Linked DNA regions of Homo sapiens: regions 1 and 3 are each linked to region 2. Evidence: chromatin loops called from intact Hi-C (ENCODE). Cell type or tissue: B cell. All regions are shown on one strand.

Region 1 (2,500 bases), 440 kb before region 2:
TTAAGGGGCTTCTCAATCTTTTTGGAGTCCCAGCCAGAAATAAGATTGAGTTTGAGTTTAGAAAGAGCCCTCTATGGTATTCAAGTGCATGGGGTATAGGGGATGTCACAGAAAAAAAAGTTTCCTATACGGCGACTTCAAAACTGGAGATCAAAACAATGGGACCCAGGCCTTGGACACTTAAACCCAGCCACTGGACTTAAAATAAGACCATCAGTCACAAATAAGGATGCCAAGAACTCCACTACCATAACTGGAAAATCTAGGTAAAGTTTCCACCTCAGAGACAATGGGACAAGCAGAAATTCTGCGTAAAAACACAAGCCACAAATGTCATCCTAAATTAGGAAGGAATTCTTCACTGCACCTCAATAACTCTTCATAGTGTTATAAGGGTTCCAGGGGCTCTGGATAACTAAAAGTTTCTTAAGACTTATGTCAGAGCTTGGGACTAGAATCAGGATTTCTAACTGGGAGTAAGGCACTTCAGGAGGGATAAACACTTTCTGCACACTCCATAGACAGGCAATTCAAGGCTCTTTTCAGAATTCTTTTCTCTTCCCTCTCCAGTTTCCAAGCTTCGGATATGGCTTTTTGGTGGCTTGGTATTACTAGTACTAGCTCTAAACCTGGAATGTGTATGTGTTTCTTTTCCCACAGTGGAATCATACTAGTTATAGGAAAAAATGAAAAAGAAACACATGACAGGTGGAATAAGTCAGCACATAGAAATTCTGTAACTAAAGAGGAAGGGAAAGTTTTAGTTTGGCATTATATTTTATGTGAATAATATAACTTGTCTCTTTACCAGATGACTAAATAAAAAGTTAAATTCACTAGGCGACTAAAGCTGATTAGCTTTTTACTATTGCCATCTACTGTCACCTGGTAAATCTTTTAATAAGGCTAAGACGGTGTAATTCTAAGATTGGTCCACTAGATGGCAACACCAGATCAACAAATCAACTCTCCAGCAAAACAAAAACTTAAAAATACCTCACAAATCCGTCTATTTATAAACAAATATTAAATTATAATTGGGTCCAAAAGTCCTTAGTTTTTATACTGGAATCAAATTGCTCCTGTAATAATCACTATTAAATAGGGCAAAAATGAGGGAAGGACACTGGGGCAGCAAAACAATTTGCAGCTTTGTGGTCATCACCATACTATTCAACAACCCTTAATATTACATATTACACATCTATTAGGTTCTTGAAATAGGAGGACCATTGAAAACTCTTCACTTCAAAATGTACCTGACAATATTACAAGGGTATTTCAGCCAGATCCACATTGAGAACATCAATCTTACCAGTTGTAGTCTCCTATAATACTGATTGTGTTGGATGCATCGGCAGCCCATGTAATGGGTCTCTGGTTGAGAACTTGGCGTAGCGTGAAGTGATGCTCGCCAGGGTCTTCAATATTTGTAAAATATTCAAATACACCAGTTTGATCAGCAAAGTTTGGAGCTTCACTAAAAAATGGGTAATCTGTTCAGAATGTAAGAAATTCTCTGTTTAGTATCAAATCCTTCAGAAGCTCTCCTTGCTGATATTTTATAGTATGTCTGAAACACTTCTGAAAGCTTTTAAATAAATAAATAAAATCTAAACCAAAGTTTAGGGCCTAGGTCTAATAAAGATACATTAATTTTTGTATCATCATTACTAAATATCAAGATGATGAGTTCGACATATAGATGCTGCATAATATTTAATCCAGGCATCTGGTGTAGAGGAAAGGTCATGAGTTTTGAAGTAAGACCTAGATTCAAATTCGAGTTCAGTCTGTCGCCCTGGACAAGCTATTTAACTGCCCTGCATCTAAAGTTTCTTCATTTCCAGGTTTGCAGGAGGACAAGAGAATTAAAGAAAAGATAACAGGTACATAAGCCAGCACCTGGCAAGGGCTCAATAAGGGATAGCTTTATTATTTCTAATATCTGTCAAGCAAGGTTCCAAATCATGCGTCACAATCATCTGCCAAAAGAGCATAAGAAAGGTTTACTATATCAAGCATAAAATTTACAAATTTTCTTCTACTTCTAAACTGCAGCAAAAACCAGTTTTGGGCCTAAGTTATCAATCCCTTTTTAGTTTTACTAAATTAAATTATAGTCTTACAATAATGAATGCTGTAGAGGAGAAATTTTACATATCTTATAGCTCTTATACCTCATGCTTTTCCAAGTGTTTTTGCATTCATTACCTCATTTGAGACATTTAGAACCCTAACAAGTATCTCCAGAGCCTAGCTTATAATATTTAACTTAGTTTTAAATTTATATTGTAGCTCATAAAGTATTACATTTTATATTTGAAGGTTTGAAATTGCCTCTTAGTCTTCAGGGTCACAAAATATTGGTCTTGGTGCTGGCAGTTCTTCAATCTCATTATCTAGGCCATATCCCACACAGATTCCTCACTTACTGAAGGCAAAAGTCACTTTTGCTAACAGAGAACCAAGCGAGCAACAGATTTTAAAGACCCTGTGT
Region 2 (2,500 bases):
CAGTTCAAGGTTGGACAGACAATTGCTGGACAGATGTCCTCATAGAAGTATCTTTTTGGGTAAGGTGGAGGTCTTTGTGCAAGGTTGTGGTTTTCGCAGTATTTTGTGATAGTTTTATTATCAGGCATTCATGGATGAGAACTCTCCTTCATGGCCTTCTCCAGTTCCACTTGTCAGGTTTTCTAACACATGTGACTCTATTTTTGATTCTGACAACTTTCACAATCTACATTAGAAAAGAGAAAACTGGGGCTCAGAAAGTTTTAGAAACTAATTCAAGATCAAGCTGGTAAGTAGCAAAAAATTTAGAATTAAGTTCTACATATCTGGTTCCAAAACCAGGACTCTTTTCATTACAGCAGTGGTTCTCAACAGAGTTGCGATTTTGCCCCCCAGGGAATATTTCACAATGTCTGGAGACATTTATGACTGTCAGGATTGGAGGTGGAGTGGGTGGGGTCTGCTTCTGAGAAGCTACTTGCTTCTAGTAAACGGAGGACAGGGATGCTACAAAACAGTTCATAGGGACAGCACCCCCACAACAGAGAATTATACAACCAGCCCAAAATGTCAATGGACATTTGGGCTGAGAAGTCTTACATGACAGAATGCTTCCTACCCTGATCTGACGTTATTTCCAAGGATTCAAAGGTAACTGCTTCAAAATTAAACAAATTATAGAAAGCCATCAATAAATCAACCCCTTATTCATGTTGCAGCTCTCTTCCATTATAAATAAAAATGGATTGAAACTTACGATAAAAGGGAGGCAGGGACAGGAGCGGGGAAGCTTGGCGAGCAGAAAGGAAATTCAAACTTATTATTAAGGTTAAGAATTAAGATGTAAATATGTAGATGTTTTTCACCCCTAGGATTTTCACTAATCCAAAAGTTCACGGACTGCTTTGAAATTTAATTATTTGGAACTGGTTAAATGTTACCCTGACCTCAGCTAACATTTGTGTTTCACTTTTCTCCGGGACCCAGGGGACGTGGATGCCAGATGAGTCCACCTCCTCTCCCTGCTCTTCCCGCAGGGACAGAGCCTGCCAGGTGCTGGTGACTCGGATCCTGACAGGAGGTCGCTCTGCGGAAGACTGGCAGGATCCCAGAGCAACAGACTGGGGCTCGATGCCCCTTCCCCGCCAGGTCTCTCCGTCCGCAACTGTCCTCCTAGTACCGGGTATCCCGCAGGCGGGGCTGCGGAACGCACGTCCCCTGCGCCGTGACGTCACAATAGCGACTCACTGGACCCAGCCCTTAGCAACGGCCTGGCAACGGTTTCCCTGCTGCTGCAGCCCCCGTCGGCTCCTCTTTTCCAGTCCTCCACTGCCGGGGCTGGGCCCGGCCGCGGGAAGGACCGAAGGGGATACAGCGTGTCCCTGCGGCGGCTGCAAGAGGACTAAGCATGGATGGCAGCCGGAGAGGTAAAGGGCAGCTGTCAGGGGCTACCGCCGCCTCGCCCCTCGCTCCAGGCGGCGCTCCCAGCCTCGGGTCCGGGCAGCTGAGTGCAAGGCCGCCCCTTGGGGCGCTTCCTACCCCTGGCTGAGTCGCCAGTGTTGCCTGGAGCTGCCCAGGCCTGCGCAAAGGAAGAGGGAGAGCCTGCTTGCCAGCCTCGCAGGTCCGCTTCTTTGCCCTGAATTTGTCGCCCTGACACCAGGGGCCCCTGTCTCCTGAACTCAGGGTCGTGCAGCCTTTAAAACCTCAGTAGCTCCCAGGCAGAGGAACCAGGTTTGGTCTTTGGAGTCAGACCTCCCCGGGCCCCAAATCAAACCCCTCTGCTCTCCATGGAGACGACCCTCAGTTTTCTTATCTCTTGAACGTGAGGGTCAAATACCCAGGCCATGGAGTTCTTGAGGATTAAATGCAGATAATATAGAGAAGATCCTGGCGCATTTGAAGTGGTCAGTAAATACGAAATCTCCCAGTAACGAACTACCTCCCCCAAAGCTACTGAGTAACCCAGGGTTTCTGTAACTTTCTGTGAATAGGAATCCCCTCAGGGTCATGTTAAAATGCAGATTATGATTCAGTAGGTCCCTTGGGGGTGGCTGAGATTTTGCATTTATAATAAATTCCAAGTAATGCGGTGTTGCTGGTCAGCGGACTGCAGTTTTAGCAGCAATCCGTACTCACCATATACACCTGTTCTCTACTGATTTCTTGAGTCAGGTGGACATCATGTGGTGGGGTTGGGGGTGGGGAAATACAATCTTAAATATCTACAAATCGGCCCAAACCAAATAATTTGCATTTTCACACTTTCTGAGCCAGTATCATTCTTTCCTCGAGTCAAATGAGGCAATCTTTATAGACTCCCCGCCCCTCCCAATTCAGTGTTTTTATCTATTTAAAAGACTGCCTTTAAACCAAGCTGCTAGATGATTCCTTGATGTCTTTCTTTGAATGAGTCTGCCTTTATTATATAGTCATTGATCAAAATAAGTGCTACTCCGAATGTAGGAGATAACTATTCATTGATCAGCAAACTATTCTGACA
Region 3 (2,500 bases), 380 kb before region 2:
ATAATATCAGTACATACTTGTAATTAAGATGCAATGAGACAAGTGAGTTATAAAAATTACAGTACAGTAAACAATAAATAAAAACATCTTTAAAAGTATTTAAGAGACTTTTTTTGTTCAAACTTGGATAACGCACACCCTTCTCATTGAGATGCTGCTTCCTCATTGGTTTGTGCTGAAATATGAGTGCAATTTCCTGTCCCCTCAGCAGTGTTGGTTTCTCTTCTTGACTTGATGCAGGCACAGATTTATCAAGCTCCTCAGTCAACAAACACATCACCGGAAGAAATATGGGTAAGTATAAGATTAAAAAATAAAATAATATTTTAAAGTAGATAACATGCTTTGGCATAATTGTCAGTGATGTTCGCAACATTCTTCCTGGTTTAGGCTGTATAAATGTGGTAATGCAAAGCATGATAAGAGAGAAAGAAATGAGGAAGACACATGGTTTCCTCTACTTTGAGCAGTGGTAAAGGGCCAAACTTTAAATTTAGAACTAATTAGGCAAAACCATAGATATAGAAAAAGGGGGTTGTTCATACTTTATTTTCTTTTCAGGAAACAGTGCTTTGGCAAACTTCATTCAGTATTAGGAAGAAGCCTACCAGCCCCTGGCTTTAGAGCTATCTGGCACCAATCCCTCATCTGTACAATGGTCCAGTAAATACTTTTTATATCCATCAGAAAAAAATGTGATATTAGGAAAGAATATTTCCAGTATTAATAAATGTCAAGTAATAATTATTAGTTAATAAGTGACTACCACAGTGCCTGAAATATATAGTAGAGTCTTAATAAGTAACTATTAAACTGATAGATGAAAGCAAGCATTTTCTATAACACTGTAGGAAAATATTGTACTTTTGGTCATCGTCATCAATGATTTGTACTATTTTTAGATCTGTTCAAGAATAGATATACTTTAATATACTGTAGATTGTCTTTTTTGACATCTGGTAAAAATTAAAAAATTAAAAACTCACCAAAATTTCTCAGTGCTTGTTCTAAAAACAATTTTCTCAAAATTTGATTAAAGGAGGCAAAATAATATCTGAAAAGATATGTGAATACTGTAATAGGAATTATATACAGTATTCCACTAAAATCTCAGATCCACCCAAATTAAATGAACAACTATTATCTGCAGAGCCTAGTATTATACGTGAAGTGTTACCATATAAATTACACTCTGAGCACCTCCAGCTTTTCTGCTATGCTGTGGCTAGATGACTAAAGATGATTTCTTTTCAGAAAATGTAGGGGACAGCACAAAGATTGGTGCAGACTACCAATGTCATTAAAACAATATTACCAGCTAACGTACAGTGAATGCCTCCCATGTGCTAGGAACTTTGCTTCATATGTCGTTTCATTTAACCCTCACAACAATCTTAGAAACTGGGTACTAACTTACACATGTGAAAACTGGAACTTAGAGAGGTGAAGAAACACCAATGGGCCCAGAGTGCTGTTGAGAGGCATTCGAATTGTCTCCAGAGCCCACGCTCTTAACCACAAGCCTGTACTGCCTCTGCGTCACTACAAAGAAGAGGGCCTCTGCTTCATCAACCCATCCTGTCTTGTGGTTAAGTCAAGGCAGGAAATGCTTTTACAGCTAGAGAAATGTATTCCATTGAAAACTTTATAAACCTTTCTAAAAATCATTTTTTCATTTAATCTGTCATACCATTTTTAAAGAAAATGATGACTATCTATTGAGTAACACGGACAAAGGAGGAAGAGGCACATGCTGCCCATTACCCGACTTTCTCGGTCCTGGTCTTAAGGGGAGGATGTTTTCATGGTTCAGGTGTTCTTCCCAAGACACATGAGCCTGGTGTTGGACGTGTTGTGTGTGCATCAGAGTCCCATCCGCGGGGGCTGATTCAATCTTCCTGCATCGCAGACATTACCCTAGTGTCCTTTTCCTACTTCAGTTATATCCTTTAGAAGTTTCTTTAGTGGGGATTTTGGATGTAAATGTTCTGAGTGGTAGTTTACCTGAAAATGTCCTAATTCTTGCTCTGGTCCTTGAAATTTAGTTCTGTTGAGTATATAATTATAGGATGACATATATTTTCTTAGCAATTTGGAACTTTTAATCTTCTGCTGTCTGTTATCGCTGTTGAGAAGTCTTTTGTCCGTCTAAATTCCATCCTTCATAGGTAGTCCATCTTTCCTCTCTGGCTCTTTTTTCCTTAGTCTTTGGTGAACTGCAATTTTATTGCAATGTGTCTAAGTATAGGTTTCCATTTTTGTGTTTTTAATCCTATTTGGGATTTTCTAAGCTTCATAAATCTGCAGATTTCATGAGGATTGAAGATGCATGAGGATTCTTCATCCATCCTCAAGATTCCTTCATCAGTTCTAGAAAGCTCATCATCTTTGTGAATATTGCCTTTTCAACATTCTCTCTTTTCGATCTTTATGGAATTCCAATTATGTATATGCCACCCTTTTCACCTTTTCTCCATATCTCTTATATTTTCCCATGTCC

What was found. Peaks named below come from ENCODE experiments on the same cell type or tissue, not always from the same donor. Only the 100,000 strongest peaks of a DNase experiment are listed, where the experiment ranks them.
Region 1: a loop joins it to region 2, with 5 times the contacts of the local background. A loop is called at or near these places in 23 of 110 quality-filtered maps.
Region 3: a loop joins it to region 2, with 3 times the contacts of the local background. A loop is called at or near these places in 42 of 110 quality-filtered maps.

Annotation. Positions count from the first base shown.
Region 1 is chr14:87,944,238-87,946,737 of GRCh38, forward strand. GALC (galactosylceramidase) reads right to left here. Exons shown (of 17, transcript NM_000153.4): 14 at 1,316-1,496. Among named protein-coding and RNA genes, the nearest start is that of GALC, 48 kb to the right of the region's middle. In B cell, CTCF peaks have their summits at 984 (motif pointing right) and 1,190; a DNase peak (open chromatin) is centred at 944.
Region 2 is chr14:88,384,411-88,386,910 of GRCh38, forward strand. It overlaps SPATA7 (spermatogenesis associated 7), which reads left to right and starts at 1,247. Exons shown (of 12, transcript NM_018418.5): 1 at 1,247-1,427. The coding sequence starts at 1,409. RefSeq lists enhancers at 930-1,009, 1,040-1,109, 1,120-1,439. In B cell, no CTCF peak of the experiment used is centred here; a DNase peak (open chromatin) is centred at 1,231; H3K4me3 peaks cover 1,929 bases; H3K27ac peaks cover 971 bases; H3K27me3 peaks cover 447 bases.
Region 3 is chr14:88,004,929-88,007,428 of GRCh38, forward strand. GPR65 (G protein-coupled receptor 65) reads left to right here and starts at 207. Exons shown (of 2, transcript NM_003608.4): 1 at 207-294. RefSeq lists enhancers at 622-791, 1,592-1,651. In B cell, no CTCF peak of the experiment used is centred here; DNase peaks (open chromatin) are centred at 203 and 1,513; H3K4me3 peaks cover 2,406 bases; H3K27ac peaks cover 2,425 bases.